Regions from separate parts of the Homo sapiens genome. Here region 1 is linked to region 2. Evidence: chromatin loops called from intact Hi-C (ENCODE). Cell type or tissue: heart right ventricle. All regions are shown on one strand. Links, peaks and the distances in the headings refer to the core of each region. The heading gives the core; the rest is flanking DNA.

The links. Peaks named below come from ENCODE experiments on the same cell type or tissue, not always from the same donor. Only the 100,000 strongest peaks of a DNase experiment are listed, where the experiment ranks them.
Region 1: it touches region 2 in a loop (2.4-fold over the local background); 12 of 110 quality-filtered maps call a loop at or near these places.

The regions. Positions count from the first base shown.
Region 1 is chr22:35,678,470-35,690,308 of GRCh38, forward strand. No RefSeq gene overlaps it. Among named protein-coding and RNA genes, the nearest start is that of APOL5, 33 kb to the right of the region's middle. RefSeq lists an enhancer at 1,054-1,343. In heart right ventricle, for the core only: a CTCF peak has its summit at 5,962; a DNase peak (open chromatin) is centred at 6,017; H3K27ac peaks cover 637 bases.
Region 2 is chr22:35,908,440-35,920,278 of GRCh38, forward strand. All of the region lies in intron 2 of RBFOX2 (RNA binding fox-1 homolog 2), which reads right to left. Among named protein-coding and RNA genes, the nearest start is that of RBFOX2, 110 kb to the right of the region's middle. RefSeq lists an enhancer at 7,938-8,617. In heart right ventricle, for the core only: no CTCF peak of the experiment used is centred there; a DNase peak (open chromatin) is centred at 6,272; H3K4me3 peaks cover 2,022 bases; H3K27ac peaks cover 8,000 bases.

The DNA.
Region 1 (11,839 bases), core at 2,370-10,369, 230 kb before region 2:
CTCATTTTCTATTTTAAATTAGGTTTTAAAATATGAAGTGTGCAGTTTAATTAATGTTTACTTACTTATCCACCACATAACTACCACTTGATGAAGATACGGAATGTTTCCAGCACTCCAGACAGCTCCCTTTTATTCCCATCCGGTCCATATTCACTGTATATGCTTTCTATGGATGCTGCAATAAATTACCACAAATGTAGTGGCTTAAAACAATACACACTTATTGTCTCACAGTTCTGTAGGTGAGAAGTCTAGGTAAAGCTCAACTGGGTTCCCAATCTTATCTTGGCCTTTTTTTTTTTTTTTTTTTTGAGATGGGGGTCTCGCCACATTACCCAGGCTGGTCTCGAACTCCTGGGCTCAAGCAATCCCTCTGTCTTGGCCTCCCAAAGTGGTGGGATCACAGGAATGAGCCACCATGCCCAACCTTGTCTTAGCATCCAACTACCAAAGTCAAGGTGTTGGATGGCCTGGGCTATTGTCTGGATACTCCAGGGGAGAAACTGCTTCTAGGTGTCTTCATGTCATTGGTAGAACTGACTACTTCTCATGATTTCCAGAACAATGACTCAAGTCCTTGTCACACTTTGAGACTTCTGACTTCCTCTTCTGCCGCATCTCTCTACCTCCAGCCAGGGAATGTTCTCTGCTTCTAAGGGCCCGTATGATTAGATTAGTCCCATCCAGATAATCTCTGTCTTTTAATGTCAACTCATTAGTAACTTTAATTACATCTGCAATGTCCCTCTTGCCAGGTAACATAGCATATTTATAGTTTCTAGGGATTAAGATGGGACATTCTGGGAAACTGTTATTCTGCCTGCGATATCCACTCTTCTGATTTGTCACCATTGATTAGTTTTCCTTGTCCTTGACATTCATATACATAAAATCATACAGTACTCTTTTGTACTCAGAGATATATCTGTGAAATTCATCTGTGTGGTTATGTGTAGCTTTAGTTAATTATTTTTTACTGCAGTGAAATTCCGTTATATACCAAAATGCATTCTTCATTCTAATGATGAACATGCTTGAGGCTATTATAAATAAAGCTGTTATGTATATCCCTGTTAATGTGTGTGATATGGTTTGGCTCTGTGTCCCCACCCAAATCTCACCTTGAACTGTAATAATCCCCAATGTCGTGGGAGGGACCTGGTGGGAGGTAATTGACTCATAGGGGCAGTTTCCCCCATACCGTTCTTGTAGTAGTGAGTAAGTCTCACAAGATCTGATGGCTTTATAAATGGGAATTCCCCTGCACATGCTCTCTTGCCTGCTGCCATGTAAGAAGCCCCTTTGCTCTTTCTTCATCTTCCACCGTGATTGTGAGGCCTCCCCAGCCATGTGGAACTGCGAGTCCATTAAACCTCTTTCCTTTATAAATTACCTAGTCTCAGGTATGTCTTTATTAGCAGCATTAAAACAGATGAATACAGTATGTTTTGGTAGTTTTATACACTCACTTCTCTTGCACATATAGCAAGTAGTAGAATTACAGTTTGTAGAGTGTACATATTTTAGCTTTAATAAACACATCTGAAGTGATTGTATCTATTTTCATTCCCACCAGTAATGGTTAGAGTTCCAGTTGTTCCACATCCTCACCATCATTTGTATCGTCCCTAAAAAATTTTAGCCAGTTTGCTGAGCATGTAGTGATATCTTTGTGATTGTGATTTTAATGTATATTTCTTTGATGACATATGTTTGTTTGTTTGTTTTTGAGACGGAGTTTAGCTCTTGTCATCAAGGTTGGAGTGCAGTGGCACAATATCAGCTCGCTGCAACTTCCGCCTCCTGGGTTCAAGGATTCTCCTGCCTCAGCCTCCCTAGTAGCTGGGACTACAGGTGCATGCCACCACGCCTGGCTAGTTTTTTGTATTTTTAGTAGAGATGGGTTTTCACTGTGTTAGCCAGGATGGTTTCGATATCCTGACCTCGTGATCCGTCTACCTCAGCCTCCCAAAGTGCTGGGATTACAGGCGTGAGCCACAGTGCCCGGCCTCTTTGATGACATATGATACTGGTATCCATGTGCTTATTGGCCCCTTTAATCTCTTTTTTTGTGAGATGCCTGTCCAAGCCTTTTGCCCATTTTTATTCTGTTATTTTTCTTATTGATTGAAGAATTTATTTTTTTTTTACATTGAAGTCTTTTGTCAGATATATTTATCATAAATATCTTCTCTCAGGCTGTGGCTTGAGGCACTAACAATTTCAAGGTGGTCCCTAAACTGATAGTGTCTTACTGATATATACCCTCTTACTGGTATATGTATTTTTAAATTTTTGGTACAATATATATAATATGAAATTTACCATTTTAACCATTACAAAGTGTACAGTTCAGTGGCATTAAGTACATTCACATCGTTGTGCAACCATCCCTACCATCTATCTCCAGAACTTTTTTCATCTTGCAAAACTGAAACTCTCTACCTATTAAACAATAACGCCTCATTCCCCCTTCCCCTATACACTGGCAATCACCATTCTACTTTCTGTTCCTATGAATTTGATTACTCTAAATACCACATATGAGCAAAATTATGCAGTATTTTTTTTGTGACTGATTTCTCTCTCTCTCTTTTTTTTTTTTGAGACAGAGTCTCACCCTGTCGCCCAGGATGGAGTGCAGTGGCATGATCTTGGCTCACTGCAACCTCCGCCTCCTGGGTTCAAGCAATACTCCTCAGCCTCCTGAGTAGCTGGGATTACAGGTCCATGCCACCACACCCAGCTGATTTTTGTATTTTTAGTAGAGATGGGGTTTTGCCATGTTGGCCAGGCTGGTCTCAAACTCCTGACCTCAAGTGATCCACCCGCCTCAGCCTCCCAAAGTATGGGGATTACAGGCGTGACCCACTGCACCTGGCCTGGCTTATTTCACTTAGCATAACGTCTTCAAGGGTAATCCATGTTGTACCATGTGTCAAAATGTCCTTTCTTCTCAAGGCTAACTAATATTGGATATATATATTAGGTTGTTGCCAAGGTCATTATGGTTTTTGCAATTAAAAGTTAAAAATTAAACGAAAACTGCAATTACTTTTGCACCAATCTTTGTTGTACCACAGTTTGTTTATCTATTCATCCATTTGATGCAGGGTTTTTGCTCCTTAGTTCAGCTAAATCCAGGTTTTTGTCTCACGACCAAGAAAAATTAGGCATGCAGACACATTGAAGGGTGAGGTGGGCAGAATTTACTCAGTGAAAGGAAAGCTCTCAGCAAAGAGAGGGGCTCTGCAAGCAGATTTCCATTTCACAAATTGAATACCGGAGCCACTAGACACAAGCTGAAGAGGTCAGGATCCTCCCCTGCATAAAGTGTGAATTTCTGGTAGCTCCACCCCATTCCCCCAGGGCATGTGGGCCTCCAGTCTGCTGTGGGTATGCCCAGGCAAGCTCCCTGTGCAAGTTCCCTTATCTGCATAAAGTGTCTGGTGATTACATCTGGTGATTTCATCTGGTGTAACCTGGGGTGGGTCGGAGTTTCTCCAGGGACCCTTTCCTATCTGCCTCAGCATTTGGCCATCTCCTGCCTCTATCACATTTACACTTGGGTTGCTTCCTCCTTTTAGCTATTGTAAATAGTGTTGCTATAAACACGGGTGTACTCTTACTGGTATATTTTAATGTACAAAATTTCTTAGTGAAGTCCAAGTTATAAATGTTTTCTTCTATCTATCAGTTCTTTTAATGTTGTGTAGAATATTTGCATATCCCTAGATCGTGAACATATCCTCCTCTGATTTTTTCTGTAAGTTTTATTGTTTTATTTTAAGCTTTAAATCTGTCATAATCAGCAATTGATTTTTATGTGTGATGTGAGGAGGGAATCAAGATTCACTTTCTTTGGCTGGGCACAGTGGCTCATGCCTGTAATCCCAACAGTTTGGGAGGCTGAGGTGGGTGGATAACATGAGGCCAGGAGTTCAAGACCAGCCTGGCCAACATGGTGAAATTCCATCTCTATTAAAAATACAAAAATTAGCCAGTCATGGTGGTGCGTGTCTGTAATCCGAGCTACTCAGGTGGCTGAGGCATGAGAATCACTTGAACCTGGGAGGTGGAGGTTACAGTGAGCCAATATTATGCCACTGCACTCCAGCCTGGGAGACAGAGTGAGAACTTATCTCAAAAAAAAATTTCACTTTTTTCCCATATGAATATCTAATTGATCATCACCATTTGTGGCAAAGACCTTCCTTCTCCTACTGCATTGCAGGGTGCCTTTGTTGTAAATGAGGTGGTGGTACAAACACAAGGTTAAACAAATAGACCAACAGAACTTATACAGTTTGTTTCTGGATTCTCTGTTTTGTTCCATTGGTCTATTTGTCTGGCCTTGTGCAATACCATACTCTTAATTACTGTGGATTTACAATGAATCTTTTAGATCTTGTGATGTAAATTTTCCAACTTGTTCTTTATCAAGATTGCTTTTGTTACTCTAGGTCGTTTTTATTTCCATATAAATTTTAGAATCAAATCAACTTGTCAATTTCAATAAAAATATCTGCTAGTGTTTTATTGAATCTATAGATCAATTTGAAAATAATTGAATTCTTGACAAAACTGAATTTTTCAATTCATAGTATCTCTCCAATTATTTAGGTCTTTCACTTATTTTAACAATGCTTTGTAGTTTCAGTGTCATGAAAATTATTTCCTGGATATATTCTTAGGTATTTGATGTGTTCTAATATCATAAATTATTTATTTCATTTTATTATTGTTTGTCTCTTAGTATGAAGAAATACAATGCATTTCTGTATACTGACCTTGTATCCAGGGAGCCCACTAAATTTATTATAATCTAATGGCTTATCCGTAGATTATTTTAGATTTTCTACATGTACAATTACAGTTGAGCCTTGAACAACATGGGTTTGAACTGTATGGGTCCCCTTATATGCAGATTGGAGAAGGGATGAGAGAGAGCGAGAGAGAGAGAAGGAATGAGAGAGAGAGAGAAGTGATGAGAGAGAGAAGGAGAGAAAGAATGAGAGAGAGAGACAGGATGAGAGAGAGAGAGAAGGACAGAAGGAATGAGAGAGACAGGAGAGAAGGAGTGAGAGAGAGAAGGAATGAGAGAAAGAGAAGGAGAGAAGGAATGGGAGAGAAGGAATGAGAGAAAGAGAAGGAATGAGAGAGAGAGAAGGAGAGAAGGAATGACAGAGAGAAAGAGAGAAGGAATGAGAGAGAGAAAGAGAGAAGGAATGAGAGAGAGAAGGACAGAAAGATTGAGGGAGAGAGAAGTAGAGAAGGAATGAGAGAGAGAATGACAGAAAGATTGAGGGAGAGAGAAGTAGATAAGGAATGAGAGTGAGAAGGAGAGAAGGAATGAGAGAAAGAGAATGAATGAGAGAGAGAAGGAGAGAAGAAATGAGAGAGAAGGAGAGAAGGAATGACAGAAAGAGAGAGAAGGAACGAGAAAGAGGAGAAAAGGAATGAGAGAGAGAAGGAATGAGAGACAGAGAGACGGAGAGAAGGAATGACAGAGAGAAAGAGAGAGAAAGAATGAGAGACAGGAGAGAAGGAATGACAGGGAGAGAGAAGGAGAGGAGGAGAGAAACTGACATGGACTCTGGTGGACATTTGTAAAACATCACAGCCACCCAGCACTTGATCGGTAAACTCACTTTCCCAGCCACCAAGAAGCTGGAATGAAGACATAGGTGATCTGCCCTGGGATGGAATTGGAAGCTGACTTGGAGCTGGATGCAGTAACTGATGTGTCCTGATCCCCTTTTGAAAAGAGTATTTTTGTGTGTATGTGGGCTAAAAGGGGTTTATAAATATTATTTTCTGTTACTTTGTTTTGTTTATTTAAGTGTGTGTGTGTGTGTGTGTGTGTGTGTGTGTACTTGCTGATGTTGGGTAGTCAAAGGCTTTGTAGACTTTGGTGATTCTTTTTGCCCAGTAAACACTTTTCCTCCATTTGGGGGCGCTCCCTGCTCTATAGCTCTTGGTGGGATGTGGCAATAGCCTCTGACTACAGAAATCAGATACTCATTCCCAGCCTCTCTTGATGCAGAGATGCAGCCAAACAGATGTACCCATATTAGACTTCAAATCATGAGCTCCCTCCAGAATCTATTCTGGGGATAATGGCAGCAGTTACATCCTGTTTCCAGAGCCAACAGCATAAGAGGCTGTAGTCGTGTATCCAGCATTGGTCACGTTGGTGACAATGGTGCTGAAGTCAGAGCTGTCTGTGCCTACCAGTGCTTCCCACTAAACCACTTTTCAGTGTGATTTTGGGTGCTGTTCCTGAGGGTGTTTCTTCTGGACACAGATTGTATATAGGCCATTTTTCCTTCTCTCCTAGAGAGCTTCTGAGATACCTAATATTTGGTAATACATTGCTTTTCTGATTAAGCTAGTTTGGGTTCACTTTGTTAGCAGCTAGGAATGCTGACTGGTTCAGGAATGAATTAGGTCATAAAATGAAAAGTCCAGCAATGTCCCTGCTTCAGGTAAGGTTGGTTCTAGGTGCTCAACTATATACTAGGACTTTTTTTTTTTTTTGAGACAGAGTCTCACTCTGTTGCCCAGGCTGGAGTGCAATGGTTCAGTCTCAGCTCATTGCAACCTCCACCTCCCAGGTTCAAGTGATTCCTGCCTCAGCCTCCCAAGTAGCTGGGATTACAGGCAAGTGCCACCACACCCCACTAATTTTGTACTTTTAGTAGAGATGGGGTTTCACTATATTGGCCAGACAGGCCTTGAACTCCTGACCTCAAGCGATCCGCCCCCACCTTGGCCTCCCAAAGTGCTAGGATCACAGTCATGAGCCACCGTGCCTGGCCTAGGACTCCTGTCTCTCTCAGGTCTGCTTTCCTCCACGTGGGTTTCTTTCCCAGGAATGACCTTTGTACAACATGGAAAAGATGACCATCAGAGATCTAGATTTGCCTTGTCCTTTAACTAGCAGCCCCAGAGGGAAGGGCGTCCATCTTTCCTACCTATTTCTCCCACAGAAGTCCTGGGAATGGCTCTGCCCAAAGCACCAGCATGGCAGAGGTTCTGCAGTTAGTGTCTGAGAGCCTTAGTGTTTCAGCAATTTTTTTCACAGCTTCCCTAGGTCACAGAAATACTGAACAGTTCAATTACCAAGTGGCTAGGTCCAAATGGTTTGTGAACCTCTGCAATCCACTCATGGGATAGGCCGGCTGAGTCAGGCACCCACCTCTGCAAAGGAGGTGCACCCACACTTCCAGGAAGAAAATTATGATGGGCAAAGTATAAAAGATATCCACCATTCCTCTGTCCTGATGGAACAGCCTTGGCAGGCCTGTGTCTGGTAGATATAAACAGAGTGTGCGCGTGTGATAGGTAGCATATGATCAGCAGAAGAGCTGGCCTGGGTCTGGGGCTCTGTGGAGCGCATCTGGTTTATTTATAGGTTGCTCGTAACCCAACCTGGATCCTATTAAGTAACCTGTAAAAACAAGCCACACCACCGAACATGGAGGTCCAATGCCGATTCATGACCCTGAGAGCTCCATCCTGAGGGGGCGGGCCCGGAACGTGAGTACTGCATTTGGAATGAGGGATGCGGAACCGTGGGAAGGGACAAATCAGTTGCATTTATCTTTCCTTTTTTGCCCAAAAACCCAATAAACACACCTCTTCCTTGTTTAGTTCCTGTGCTCTGAGGGTGAATTGCAGCATGTCTAGAATGAAACTGAGCGGTTGTACTAAACTTGCTGCCTGGCACTGATGTTGCCCAAGGCAGGAAAGCCGGTGAATAGTGTCGCTTTGTAGGCAGGGGGGCAAGGAGGAGTTTGGCGTGGTTTGTACCAACTTGTCAGCATTGTTTATTGATAACAGTAAGACTGATTTTCTCCTGGTGAGACCCCCAGAGAGCTGTGCTGCAGAAGCTAGTTATGTAACAGGAATTTGTGTATGTGACCTGTGAAACATAAAAAACCCCAGCCGAGACTCTCTTTTGGGCCCCTTAGTTCTGTGGTGCTCTGTGCACCTGCCAAGGGTTCTGTATCTGAAAGAGGAAGTGCATTTTGCCATGACCATACAGTAGAGAGGACAATAGAAACCCAAACCGGCCCTGCCAGACCCCTTGCTGTGAGCTGGCCATAGCTGTGATGCACATCTTCTTCTTTTTTTTTTCTTTGGTCTCTGTTGCACAGTGGAGTCCAGTGGCATGATCATATCTCATTGACGCCTCCAACTCTTAGGTTTAAGCGTCCTCCCACCTCAGCCTCCTGGGTAGCTAGGACTACAGGGGTGTGCCACCACACCTAGTTTTTGTTTGTTTGTTTGTTTTGTTTTGTTTTGTTTTTCTTGAGACAGAGTCTTCCTCTGTCACCCAGGCTGGAGTGCAATGGCATGATCTCAGCTCACGGAAACCTCTGCCGCCTGGGTTCAAGCAATTCTCCTGCCTCAGCCTCCCAAGTAGCTGGGATTGCAGGTGTGCACCACCACACCCAGCTAATTTTTTGTATTCTTAGTAGAGATGGGGTTTCATCACGTATGCCAGGCTGGTCTCAAACTCCTGACCTCAGGTGATCCACCTGCCTCAGCCTCCTAAAGTGCTGGGATTACAGGCGTGAGCCACTGCACTCAGCCCAGGCCTAGTTAATTTTTAAATTTTTTGTAGCAATGGGAATCTCATTCTGTTGCTCAGGCTGGTCTCGAACTCCTGGTCTCAAGCAATCCTCCCACCTCAGCTCCCCAAAGTGCTGAGATTACAGGTATGCACCACCATGCCCTGCACACATCCTGACTTTAATGTTAGCTGTAGAGTGCTCCTTTCTCTTCAAGAATCTATAGATTTGTAAGCACTGTCATTTGGAGCCCTATAAATCATTAGCAATAAATCCTGTAACTGGCACTCTTAGTGCAGTCCCTAAGGTTAAAATGACTCGATTCTGTCTAATTGGGCTGAGAAGGACATAGATGTGTTAGTCTCTAGTTTCTCAAGCTAATCCACATGCCATTCTGCTGATAGAGGATTCGCATTCAAAATATCTATAGATATTGCCAGATTCTCATGTCTATCAGTAACGTGTGGACAGGCCTTTTGCACTACACTGTCATCAAAATTCGAGGTGCTCAATCATTTGCATTTTTGCCGTCTGAGAGGTGAAACATTTGATGTCATTGCCTGCACTTGTACTTGGCAAAATCAAGCATGCCAGGAAGGGAGTGTAGCTTGCCTATCTCCCTTGGTTTCCTGAGGAGGTTGCCAGAAGTGTAGTGCTCTCAGCAGCCCCTACGGAGTGAAGAATCCATTATTTCAGAGGAGATCAGAGCAAGCCAGAACTTGTGGTTTTACAATATTTTAGTTTGGGGTCAAGGGTTGATCGGCATTCAAGATTCATTCTTGGGCTGGGTGCAGTGGCTCACACCTGTAATCCCAGCACTTTGGGAGGCTGAGGGGGGTGGATCACTTGAGGTCAAGAGTTCAAGACCAGCCTGACCAACATGGTGAAACCCTATCTCTACCAAAAATATAAAAACATTAGCCGAGTGTGGTGGTGTGTGCCTGTAATCCCAAATACTTGGGAGGCTAAAGCAGGAGAATCACTTGAACCCGGGAGGCGGAGGTTGCAGTGAGCCAAGATCACGCCACTGCACTCCAACCTGAGTGACAGAGCGAGACTCCATCTCAAAAAAAAAAAAAAGATTCGTTCTTGTGACATATAAGGGAATGCTTCTATATCACAGGTACATCCCACCACATCCCACTACTTACTGCACCATCGCACCCACTTGAGGTTTCAGTGCAGCAAGCCTGACCATGCCCTACCACACCTCACACCTTTTCAGATCTGTGGTCCATTTTCTTTCTGTCTGCCTATACTTTTCTTGTTAATTTGTAGACACTCTTTACATATGATGCATATTAACCCACGGTCTGTCACATGTACTGCAAATATATTCTTCAGTCAGTCATTTGCCATTTTACTTTCCTTGTAGTTTTTTTTTTTTTCTATTCAGAGTTTTAAAATGTGACATAGACATTTTCCTTTAGGTACCTGGATTTCATGCCATGCTAAGAAAGGCCTTTATTCATCCAACATTATAAAAATGTCCTACATTTTCTTCTGGTATTTTATACTTTTATGTTTTATGTTATCAAATAAGAAAGGATGCTATTTGTTATATAGTATCATGTTATGTTTGTATAGCTATATGTTATTAATATAAGTGTTCCAGAAATTGTATGAAATTCCTAGAAATCTGATATATCCTGGTATAATGTTATCAGCTTTAATTCCAGTTATCTTAAAATGTCATATACCGCATGAATAACTAAATTTTCTTATGAAAATTCAGATGAACTCTCATGAGATCATTAACCATGGCCATTTTAATTTTTTTTTCATCCACCAAGCAGTTATCATTTACTCTGATGCTTTCCTGAAAGCACTTGCAAATCGCTATGACACAAAACTTCAAGAGATTCATAAAAAAAAGACTCAAGCACAGGTGTCTGATAACTTTTAAATCACACTGTTGAACCCATTAAACTGGGGTTGTTCTTAGCCTTACAGCCCTGTGAATGGGAGCTGGATGACTTCATAGAGACTTCAGAGAAATTGCTACAACAGTTTATACCTGGACAACCTTGGTGCCTGAGGCTGTGTTGGCCACACAGAAAGTTCACCAGAAACCTGATGATATCACCAGAGACATCCAAGCTGCAAGCCGGGAACACCCATCGGATTGAAACTGCCACACCAGAAGAAGAAAAAACAAATGCTATTTCTATATGAATACATCAGGAATAGATGCCCAAATCTGGGATCTTTAGAAATATAAAAGGCCAGGTCCAGGTGCTCCACCAGACGTGGGAAATACCGTCGACTGATCTAGTTAAATCAAGAGATTAAATCTCGGCTCTTGGGGACCCTAGTTTCAGGGTACTTTCCAAACTCTTGGCATTATCCTGTCATTAGTCCTACTGATAACATTTCCTATATGTTGCTTCTCTCAAGAGTCTTAAATGCTTGTGAGCAGCCACTGACTCATCACATGATCTCAGGAGGATGGAGGAACAAAAACTGCTTCAGTTGGAATTGTCAAAAAAAGAAAAAAGCCTACTGAAACTCTGCTTCACAGTCTTCAGACGGCCATGGAGACAAAGACATGTGGAAACCGAGTGTAGCGCTAAGCAGTGGGTCACACTCTGAGTCCGACTGAGAGAATGACCCAAATTGGGCAGTTGTTAAAAAGAAACAGGAAAATAGATGACCAGGTGTGGTGGCTCACACCCGTAATCCCAGCACTTTGGGAGGCCGAGGTAGGTGGATCACTTCGCCAACATGGTGAAACCCCCTCTCTACAAAAAGTACAAAAAAATTAGCCTTGTGTGGTGGTGTACGCCTGTAATCCCAGATACTCCGGAAGCTGAGGCATGAGAATCACTTGAACCCAAGAGGCAGAGGTTGCAGTGAGCTGAGATCGCGCCATTGCACTCCAGCCTGGAGTATAAGACCCTGTCGAAAGAAAGAACAAAGAAAGAAAGAGAAAGAAAGAAAGAGAGAGAGAGAGAGAGAAGGAAGGAAGGAAGGAAGGAAGGAAGGAAGGAAGGAAGGAAGGAAGGAAGGAAGGGAAAGAGGCCCTGAGCCGACTAGCTATGGCCATGTAACTGAAACAGAATTGATCCTGATTTCCCCTCAAATGCTGGTTCTAATCACAAATAAAAATTAAGCTTTTCTTCCTTGCCAACCTGAAAACATTAAGCCAACACAAATAAGCTTGTGCAGCTCTGTTTGCATGATAGAGATGAAGGAGCCTCCTCATTCATGCTTTGTAAGCTGCACTGTAACTGCTGGGCTACCTCTTAACCATGTTC
Region 2 (11,839 bases), core at 2,224-10,223:
CATTTAACACAATGCCTATTTTATAATAAAGTGTTGAATATCTCATGTAATTTACTGAATATTATAATAAAAGTGAAAAAATGGGTACTCAGATGGTTTCTACTGAATGAACATTGGTTTCTACTGAATGTGTATTGCTTTTGTACCATTGTAAAGTCAGAAAACTGTTAAGCAGAACCATTCTAAGTTGTGGATGGTTCAACATCTGTATGTTAGGCTATTATGTAAACAGAGCAATATATACTATTGTTATCATTACAATTACCACCACAATAGCCAATTGGTAAATATGAGTCACAAAATAAAAAATACTAGATGAAACCTATTAAATAGGCAGAAACTTAGGTTTGGGGCTCAAGGAATTCAGTGAACTTGCCAAGCCTCTTTCATCCAATTTCTCATCTATTTTTTTTTTTTTTTTGAGATGGAGTCTCGCTCTGTCACCCAGGCTGGAGTGCAGTGGCATGATCTCAGCTCACTGCAACCTCCACCTCCCAGGTTCACACCATTCTCCTGCCTCAGCCTCCCAAGTAGCTGGGACTACAGGCGCCCGCCACCACGCCTGGCTAATTTTTTGTATTTTTAGTATAGACAGGGTTTCACTGTGTTAGTCAGGATGGTCTCGATCTCCTGACCTCGTGATCTGCCCACCTCGGCCTCCCGAAGTGCTGGAATTACAGGAGTGAGCCACTGCGCCCAGCACATCTCGCTATCTTTCAGAAAATCATTGTTATCAGGTTTGGTGCAGTGGCTCATGCTTCTTGTTGCAGCTGCTCAAGAGGCCAAGGTGAGAGGATCGCTTGGGGCCAGGAATTTGAGACCAGCCTAAGCCACATAGCAAAACCCAGTCTCTTAAACATATATATATGAAAAAATATACATTACATCAGGAATTTCAGTTTCCTTCTTTAAAGTATGGGTGGAAAGAAGGGAGTTGAGAGGTTGTAAGGGGAGAAAAAGAACAACAGCAGTAAAAGGCTTAAAGTAATTAGGAAGTCAGATACACCTGAAATATGTAACCCTGTTTTAGCATTTTACAAGTTGTCAAAAGGTAATACAACAATTTTAAAAGTAACGCTAGCAATATTTTTCTTCATTCAAAAGAAAAATACTAAATACAAATATAGTTTCTACTTAGTATGCAACAATCTATCATGAAAAGTGCAATGTCTCCGAGCAATGTCTTCGAGAAATAAGGGTAACATGTGAGTCCCCCTGTTGGAGCGAAGTGGCACAATCTCGGCTCACTGCAACCTCCGCTTCCCGGATTCAAGCGATTCTCCTGCCTCAGCCTCCTGGGTAGCTGGGATTACAGGCACAAGCCACCATGCCCGGTTAATGTTTTTGTATTTTTAGTAGAGACAGGTTTCGCCATGTTGGCCAGGTTGGTCTCCAACTCCTGACCTTAGGTGATCCACCCACCTCGGCCTCCCAAAGTGCTGGGATTATAGGCGTGAGCCACTGTGCCGGGCCTTACTTTCTTTTTTAGGCAGAAAAAGAAGATAATTTTTAACCTGTACCCAAAGGCATAGACAATACAAATGTAATCTATTTTGATGATTGACAATCATAAATATTTACTTAATTTCAACAAAGTCATGATTTTTTGCTCTTTAAACAAAATATAACTGAATCTCTTTAACTTTTATACTTAAAATGATTTAACTTCTCCAAAATGTTTAAAGTTTGAAAAAAAGCCAATGAAGTCACTTCCTGAAGCCATTAATTCATCTTTTTAACACTACTTCTGGTGACTTTAATCCACACACACATTGTACGTGAGTCATACTGATGCTGTGTTATTCAATTCATTATATTTTGAAAAGTACTCTATGGTCAAATTAACTTTGAGAAACACGGTTTAAGCAATTTTATTGTTTGCCCAATTTGAATTTTCGCAGGCTTCTAACAGGATACTTAAATTAATAGATGCTTTTTTACAAATTTCACATATACTCATAGGAAGAAAACAAGCTATCCAGGGGTGTCAGAGATAGGTAGCTGACAGGCAGACAGATGCCAAGAATTTGCTCCACAATTTAAAGGGCTACAATCAGGATAACAGAAGTGTGAGAAACAGACTCAGACAGCTTAAGGGTTTTTGTTGCCCAGAAGGAATACCAATGGAAGGGATACCATTGTCCATTTCTATACCTTTCTGTTCTGAATAGCCATATCCAAGCAGCTTTACTGTGTGAGATTCCTGGAGAATTAGAAGTACTCCCACTTCCCTAGATGATTCATTTGTAATGCCAACTTATGTGTCTGAATGCATGCAAAGGAGGTTGAGGGTCTTCTGAACTAGCGGAAAAAAACTGAAATAACATTATTTTCTGAGAAGGTAATCTATTTTAATCCATACAAATCCATTTGGGCTTTACCATTCTATCCCATATATAAGCAATGGCTGCAGCATCAAAATGTTCCTTAAAATTAGTACATGCCAAACTCTATAAACTTATTTTCAGGCTATGACTTTACTTTTAATAACATAAATGAGTTCAGTGGGACTTATTTTAATTATTTCTGAAACGGTTTATTTTTAGTAAATATAATAGTCCCCCACATGGAAAGCTATAACCATGACAAAAATTTTCTAGGAGGAGATAAAACCCTATTTATAGACCTATCAGTTGCTCCTTGCTTAGGTTGTAACATAGTTTCCACTTTAAGCCTGATATGACCTCCCGGGACTTCTCTGGTCTCTAATAATGTCCCTTTCATCCTGAAGTTTCCCACATTTATCTTTATCTCCCCCAGGTACTTAAGTTAAGCTACTATGGGTTGGGGGAAGGGAGAAGGAAAGAATCTTCTTTGTAAAAGCCATCTCCTACAGAAGAGTTTTAGGTAATTTTCAGGAACTTAAAAAATGAAAGATAGTTCTTCACTTGGTGGGCTTTTTTGGGAGAGAACCTCATAAATATTCAACAATCATCAGGAATACTGCTACACAGTAATCAATGCATATGGGAAATGGAAATGGCAACAAGGCCTACTGGTGTCTTAATCGACCTCTGATTTATCTTAAAGTTTTGCATCTTTTAAAAATCCAACAAGAGTAAAGGTATTTTAATATACAGGATACCACATTCTCTAATCAGAGGAAAGCTAATCAAGGGAGCCAAAATATAAATAAATGTAAGAAATTTTTCCTAAAAATTGTGATCTCAGGGATTAAGTTGTTATTATTGGTGTTGTTTACATTAGCTGCTGGTATCGTTACACTCCTCACTTAAAATGCTAATTGGTGGAATCTCCCCTTCCCAATCTCTGCCTATGACTCCATCAACAATTTTAGAAGGTATAAGTACCTTATTCTAATCCAATGAGCCATTTTCAATTTCCTTTCACTAGCAGTGGCATGACCCATATCCCATCTCACCCCAGCCCTTCCCCACTCCATACTCTGGATAAAATTTTTAATGAACCCTGTTTTTACTGCTCCAGCAAATCCTAACCCCTTTCATCTCTAAACCTCAACAACATTTGCTGGTCTTGGTTCACTCATTTTTTTTTAATCTTAAATACATACTTCTTTTTTGTTAATTCCATGTTTGTAGGTCTTGTATCCTGAATGAGACTGCAAATTGTACTCAACGTAAAGGCCTAGTGGGCAATGACACATCTTATCTCAGCATCATCAGTTGGTCATGCCAACTGACTGGCATATAACAGGCACATAATAAACATTATGGAACTATTTGTTGAGGTGATCTGGATGGCAGAAACAGCATACTACGTATACTTCTCTTATATGAATCTCTCAGAGCACACCACTGGGAAAGCCCAACATAAAGTGTGGCAGAGCTAAATCACAAGCAACTCCTCAAGAGAGGAAGGGAGAAGAACATGAGCATTCATTAATACCAACCCATCTTTCATTAGATTCCCATCAACATTCTCAGGAGCTCAAACAGATGGTGTGAACACAGGATGTACCAAGTGATGGAGCAAGCAATAACATTTCCTCACCGCAAGAAAATTCTTCCACCTTTTCCATCTACCTATATATTACTTAACCTTTAAGGCCTACCTCTTCCTGTCCACCCAATTCACAGTGAAATCCCCTAAGCTCTCCAGTACCTGAGGATGAGTAGCTATTTAGCATTTTCACTTAAAACAAGGGATGGATCCAAACTTTAACAAAAATAATTCAAAATAAACACCAGTAAAAGTCACCTGATTGTAAAAGTTGGCAAACACCAGGAAATACTTCTTTTAATTTTTTTTCAGTTGTTAAACTTATCATATAAAATGTATTTCCCTTTTTAAAAGAAGATATATGGGTTTTCCGGGGTGATCTGAGCTGAGGCATGAGCATGAATGATCAAATAAAACTCTCAAGATCATATCCCAGAGGCAGCATGGCATTGAAGAAAGAACTGAGGTTTGAAAGTGAAACAGACCTACAATCAAATTGCCAAATCACCATTCATTAGCAGTGACCTTGAGCAAGTACTTTAACCCCTCTTAACCTGTTTTGTAATCAACAAATGCAGAATTAAGATGAAAATTAGAAATAATGTACATAAAACACCTAGGCCAGTGCCTTTCTTAATAAATTTCAATTGTTAATGGTTTTGTCTATTGTCATTTTTCTTAGCCCACAACAAATGACAGAAAATGATTTATTGGCAAATCTGACATTTTAGGGCTTCTACTGTAATTTTTTTTTAATTGGAAGTAACCAAAATATTAATAAGAACTCACCTTTAAAAAGCTATTTTCTCTGTGAATTTAAAAGTAAACCGTGGCCAGTTGCAGTGGCTGGTGCCTATAATCCCAGCACTTTGAGAGGCAGAGGAGGAAAGGAAGATTGCTTGAGCCCACGAGTTCAAGATCAGCCTGGGCAACATAGTGAGACTCTGTCTCTATTTTTAAAAAGTAAAAAAAGTAAGATCTGCAGGAAGAGAAACAGAAAGTGTTCTCTTGGGTAAGGTGTATCTATTAAATCAGATGGCTAGGATAATTTACAAGCAAAAAAATAAAGCTCTTTAAGGGAGCGCCTAACAGGATATATATATCCTGTTATTTCTATTGTGTGTGTGTGTGTGTGTGTGTGTGTGTATACATATATAATTATATCATTATAATATGTGTGTATATGTATGTGTGTGTGTGTATATATATATATAGATGGATAGAGATATACCGATATATATATGGTTTACTCCTACCTGGAATTTCTATGATATCTATAAATCTATATAGGTTTATAGATATAGATATCATAGAAATTCCAGGTGGGGATAAACCCAATATTGTAGTATCTATGTCATAGAAAGGCTATGGGTAAAGATAATTTTTTAACCTAATCAAAATTCTGCTCCTCCCTCAAACCAGGGATATTTACCTGATAATCACAAGCCAAAGGGAAAGAGAAAAGAAAATATCTGCCTGTCTAAGAAAAGGGGAATGAGGAAGGGGTGGGCAGAGCTGGCTATAAAGGACGGGAATTTCTTTATGGAGGAAGGAGAAAATTGAATGCTGTACCATCTTCTTTTGCTGCTTTCAGGTGATGGAGGAATCCCTAAGTCATTTACTTGCTCTAGTAGCGGGGCTGTGAAAGAGGAGACAGTAATGTTTGGTCCTCCTACAGGGCAGGATTAAAAGCTGTGAAGGAGTTAAAGAATATCAGAGTGAAAATGCTGGCAGGACTTCTAGGGCCTTTTTAGCCAGCCTAGTGGAATGGAAGAGTCTGGGCATTAGAGCCAGATGGGCCTTCCTTAAGTGACCTTGGGCAAGCTGGACAGCCTCTCTAGCCTACACTTTTCTCATCTGTAAAATTGGGTTAACAGCATTTGCCCTGCAGAGTCATAAGAATTTAATAAGGTAACAAATAAAAACAAACTGCTTCAGAATAGGCACTCAATACAGGTTAAATGCTTTTCCCCTAAACCTCAAGGCTAGCGATAAAACGCCACTGGAATATATAGTGATATACCATACATGCCCATTTTCTCCTTTTCCTCTCATTGTGCATAAAGAGAAGCAAGTCTAAAAAGAGAAAATAACTTTTCCAAGGTTGCAATACTAGTTACTGGCAGAATTGGGGCTAAAAGCCAGTTCCTTCAAGTTCAATGCAATGTACCTCGCCTCATTAGGAACAATCCCTTAGGGATGGGCTCTGAGAGTAGATGCCAACAAGAAAACAAGCTAACTGCAATGTCTGCCATTCCCTGTGATTCAGATACCTAAGAGTTAAACATTCAGTCTCAGCTACAGCTCCGGAGTTGGCTGACTCCTTAGGCACTGAAATCCATTCCTCTACGTGATTGGTTGGTTCCCAAAGGGGTGGGGAAGAGGAAAAGGGAGAAGAATGTCACCCGATCCCCGGGGGTAAACAACAGCAAAAGCATCTGCTCAGGTTTTCAACTAAATCTGTGAAATATTTCTGAACACTTGACCACCAAACTTGAAAAACTGTTAACTTCTGACCTTAATCAAAAAGGTTGTTCTGTAATGACCAGATCCTTAGTAATGCAATCTGGACAAACAAATGCAAAAAGACAGTTTAATATTTCTCTAGCACAAAATTAGTACCCAGTGCTCGTGTGCTCTAGGTGCTTGAAATCGACACTGCCACCAACCCTCCTCCCCCTTTGCCATTACAGAGAGAAACCAGCCTGCTTGCTTCCACCCTACCATTTTACTCGAACTCTGCCATTTCGGAAATATGACAGGACTACACAATCACATTCTCTCCTCTGAGCCACCTCCTTTAAGAGCAGCCCCATCCCCTTGTAACTTTCTGTAATTATGTTAGCACACATGTGCAGGGCAGAGAGAAGGGAGGGTTTGGGGAGAGAGAAACCCAATACCCTGCCAAATCCATTGGGAAGTCTGCCCAAGTTATTAATCCAGGACGGGGCCACTTAACTAAATTAGTTGAGGCAATGCCCTTCAATTGTAGCTAGATTCTTTCCCCAGGGGAGAATGCAGGAAGTGTCTGCCTCCTCAAAATCTTATTACCCCAAACAACTCTTTTTTTCTTCAGAAGTTTCTCTCTCCCATTTCAAAGCTATGTACAAAATACTTTTGTTTTATGCAGAGAATCAGAGAGGCAGCCGCTCTCCCTGAGTACACTACAGGGACTCCACACGACTGGTCAGTAAGGAGCTGCTGAAAAGTGCATTCCCTTTGTTCTTACAGCCACAATGAAATTTTAAAGTCCCAATTATGTAAACCAGGGTGAGGGATGAAGAGCTACAGTTAAACCAAAGAGAAAGCCTCCTGCAGAATGACTAAACCTGGAAGTCCTTTTACAGTCTCAACCAGTACATGAATCAGCTCTAGTTCACCTTAATACGGCACCAGAAACGAGGAGTAAGCCATACCCTCTCCCAGGCCCACCCTAAACAATCTGGAATTGCTGGACAGATCATCTCTCAGAAACTGTGTAGACTACAAATGACCCAAAACCACTCTACACTCACTCAAAGAGGAAAGATTCCTCAATACTGAGCACAAGCAAATCAGCTCCAGGAAGTTAAGTGGCAGAGGCTCCGTATGCCTCCTCTTTGTCTCTATTCTTTAATCCCAAAGCCAGATTTAATCTAAATCATGTTACTAATGCCCTGTGCTAACACAGATGTCTCATTTATAAATCCTAGGGAACATAAGTGACTTAGCTCTCTTTCACAGTAATGCTCAGCAAATTAACTACTCAAGGAGGTTCAGTATGGTTACTAAAAACATAGGCTTCGGTATCAAGCTAACCTAGATTTAAATGCCTGTTCTACCACTTTCCAGCTCTGTGACTTGCTCTTCTCTAAAGCCCAGTTTCTTCATTGGTAAAATATGGCTTCTACTGTCCACCTTATAGAGAGAATGGGTGTTTGCATGTTTGTTTGTTTGTTTGTGACAGGGTCTCACTCTGTTGCTCAGGCTGGAGTGTAGTGGCATGATCTTGGCTCACTACAACCTCTGCCTCCCGGATTCAAGCAATCCTCGTGCCTCAGCCTCCCAAGTAGTTGGGATTGCAGGCATGGGCCACCAAACCCGGCTAATATTTGTATTTTTAGTAGAGACAGGGTTTCGCCATGTTGTCCATGCTGGTCTTGAACGCCTAGCCTCATGTGATCTGCCTGCCTCGGCCTCCCAAAGGGCTGGGGTTACAGGCACAAGTCACCGTGCCCAGCCAGGAGAGTGGTTGTTAATAGTAATGAGGAGTGGGCCGGCCGTGGTAGCTCATGCCTGTAATCCCAACACTTTAAGAGGCTGACGCGGGCGGGTCACCTGAGATCAGAAGCTCGAGACCAGCCTGGCCATCATGATGAAACCGTCTCTACTAAAAATACAAAAATTAGCTGGGAATGGTGGCTCATGCCTGTAATCCCAGCTACTGGGGAAGCTGAGGCAGGAGGTTTTGCAGCAAGCCGAGATCACGCCACTGCACTCCAGCCTGGGAGACACAGAGAGACTCTATCTGAAAAATTTAAAAAAAAAAAAAAAGAGTAATGAAAAGTGGATGGTATGTGCATATGTGCATTAGCACAATACCTGATGCATAGCAAGCATTCAGTAAATAGTACCTGGTACTATAAATTATTATTAAGGACCATAAAACAACTTCTATAAAGGAATAACACGGCCATCTGACAACCTTATTAGCATTCCTGCATCTTACCCATCCCATCATGAATGGTAAACAGCATGAGAATGCCAAAATTTATTTAATGACTATATTGAGCAACTCCTAGGTGATGGGGGAAAAGAGTGAAGGATACAACTTCTCCCTAAAAAGGAGCTCATGTTGGTAGGGGAAGACACAACAAAAAAGAAGGGGAGGAAGAGAAAGTACTGAAAGGGGTCTCAGTATGGAACTACTACCCAGCTTAAGTGTTCCACTGTGAAGGGGCTGGGTTTAGATCTATCTCAGCCGTCAGGGTCATGTTGAATAGATCTGTTAGGGTCATGGGGCAGGAAAATGTCAGAAAGCAAGGCCCATTCTGGAATTCTATACACTAAGAATGAGGGGAGGGGACAGTGAAAATGCACAGTGAGAGAAGGATTTTTATCTTTTCTCTTCACATTATGCTAGGCAAAAATTATAGCAGGCATAGAGTTGACAACCATGATCAAACATTTTCAGGCAGGAACTACAAGATGACTGCTTGTTAGGTTAGTGTAGCAGCACATATTTATTTTTTAGCAAATAGACATGGGGCTCTCAAGGAATTATAATCACGTAGTCATGAAGATACTCACTGGACACAGTGCACTGCACGGGAGGCTGGGAGAAGGGGAGGCCAGAAGGGGCTGGGTTCTGTAAGTCAGTGGCGTGCAAACTCACAAACCAGTGCTCTTGCTCTTTCCTATAAATTTTCATCATCACAATCGCAATCTGTCAAACTCTCAAATACACCTTAAAGCCTGCACTGCTGATGGAGTACAGCAGGGCTTGGCCACTCCTTGGTCATGACAGTACATGTTCTTCAGGAAACAGCTCTGCACTGGGAAAAAAGCACTCCACTGAGAATGAAGGCTCAATATCACAGACTCAGCTTTGCCACTAGCAAGAGCTATAAGAAAATAAGACTATGGATTTGGTAAGTCATCTAACTTCTCTGGAACTCAGTTTCCCCAAATGTAAAACGGGGGTGATATGATTAAATGTAGCGCTGACATTCAATGGCTCAGGAACTGAGGGCCAAGCTGATGTCCTCTACCCAGAGTTCTTGTTTCAGTGTTAGGGCTGACATGCCAAAGGGCCAGGGTATCAAGACAAATGATTACAATTCACTCTCTAAACTAAACTGAAAGTTCTGGCAAAGTAGAAAGCCATCCACAACATTTCTGGTGTACAAATTAAAAAGACTTACATCCTGAGCCATACCACTCATTTTATGAAGGTATCTCTATTCCTTGGAGATTAAATCAAGAAAGTAATTAACAGGAATCAACAGAACAACAGTAAAGTCACCTGGCACCCAGAAGGGCACATTGTTTGCTTGCTAAAGGAGCCCTCCAAACTCTACAGCTGAGAAAGCATACAGGGGCCCTAGAGTCAGCATTCATTCCAAAAACACAGGAATGATGGTTGCTATTTCTGCTTAATAGATCAGGACCTCATAAATGGGTGTCATCTTCACTGGACGAATCATATAGTAAGAAATAATCTTACAAATGCCAGCACTCAACAAACTGGCAGCTCTTTAGAGAGGACTCTCTGGGGACCCAGAGCTGCAGTAACTGAGGGAAATGTATCCAGATTAGATCAGCAAAGGCCTCTCCAGTTCCCCATGAGGTATTGTAGGGGGCAATGGTGCTGGCCAACACACAAGATTTACACAATGAGCTCCCTGAATACTGCACGTGTTCGGGTCAAAAGAGCTGCCACTCTGCTACAAACAATTCATGAAGCAGCAGATGCCAACTGTCCTGTCACCTAGGCCTTTAGCTGCAATTCCTCAAGAAAGCCTGATAGCCTTGGTTTTCATAGTAGTCACCTATTCCTCCCATTTTAAATTAAGGAAAATAATCCTATTTATTGTCTCAGTCTCTTCACCTTTCTTTTCCCAACATAAAAACATGTTTTCCCACCATAAAAAAAAAATATTAAATAAGATGTGGTATATCCACATAATGAAGTATTATTTAGCAATTAAAAAATGAAGTACTGCTATAACATGGATTGTGCTAAGTGAAAACATTATGCTAAGTGAAAGAAGCCAGACACAAGGGACCACATATTCTATTGAGTCTATTTATATAAACTGTATACAGAATAGGCAAAATCTGTAGAAAAGTGGAGACCACTTGTTGCATAGGGCTGGGGAAGTAGTGGGCATAGAGGAATTAAGAAGTGATGATTGGCCAGGAGCAGTGGCTCACGCCTGTAATTCCAGCAGATTCAGAGGCTGAGGCGCGTGGATCACTTGAGGTCAGGAGTTCAAGGCCAGCCTGGCCAACATGGCGAAATGCCACCTCAACTAAAAATACGAAAATTAGGCAGGTGGCATGCGCCTGTAGTCCTAGCTACTTAGGTGGCTGAGGCAGGGGGATAGCTTGAACCTGGGAGGCGGAGGTTGCAGTGAGCCGAGATCATGCTACTGCACTCCAGCCTGGGCAACAGAGTGAGACTGTCTCAAAAAAAAAAAAAAGAAAAAGAAGTGATAACTACGGGGAATGGAGTTTCTTGTGGAATACTAAAAATGTCCTAAAACTGACTGTGGTGATGGTGATGGCTGAATGATTGTAAACATGCTAAAAGCCACACACTTTAAATGGGTGAACTGTACAGTATGTGAATTATATCTCAATAAAGCTGTTTTAAAGTGCCCTTGGAGAGTATATCACCTCCTTTGGGAAGGAAATTTTAATGAGGGAACTTTGATTCTTCTAGCCATCCCTTGTTTCCAAATGCCTGCCTGCTCCTTCCTATCAATGATTCACTTTGCTATTCCCATCCTCTGCTCACTGCACTATCTAGCTCAGGTTTACACCTTTCCTACGAAAACGACTGGGCTATTAGTTTTGTTTTGTTCTTCAAGTCCACCTCCACTCTAGTGGACTTTAGTGTCCTTTCTTACACACCTAGTCTCCTTCTGTCCCAGCTCACATAGTAAAACAATACATATACACAGAATAGTGGCTAAACACCTGCCACACCATGAAAAAAAGAATGAGGATAAACGACAGCATAAAAGCACAGGTTTGGGAGTTTTAACTAATTTGGTTCCAATCAAAGCATTTGGCCAAGTTACTTTAAATGTCACTGTCAGTTTCCACTGCTGTAAAATGGGGAAAACTAATGTATCTAATTGCATGTGGTTATTATAAAAATTAAATGATTAATATGATGCCTGGTCATGAAGGTCCTCAATAAATAATAACT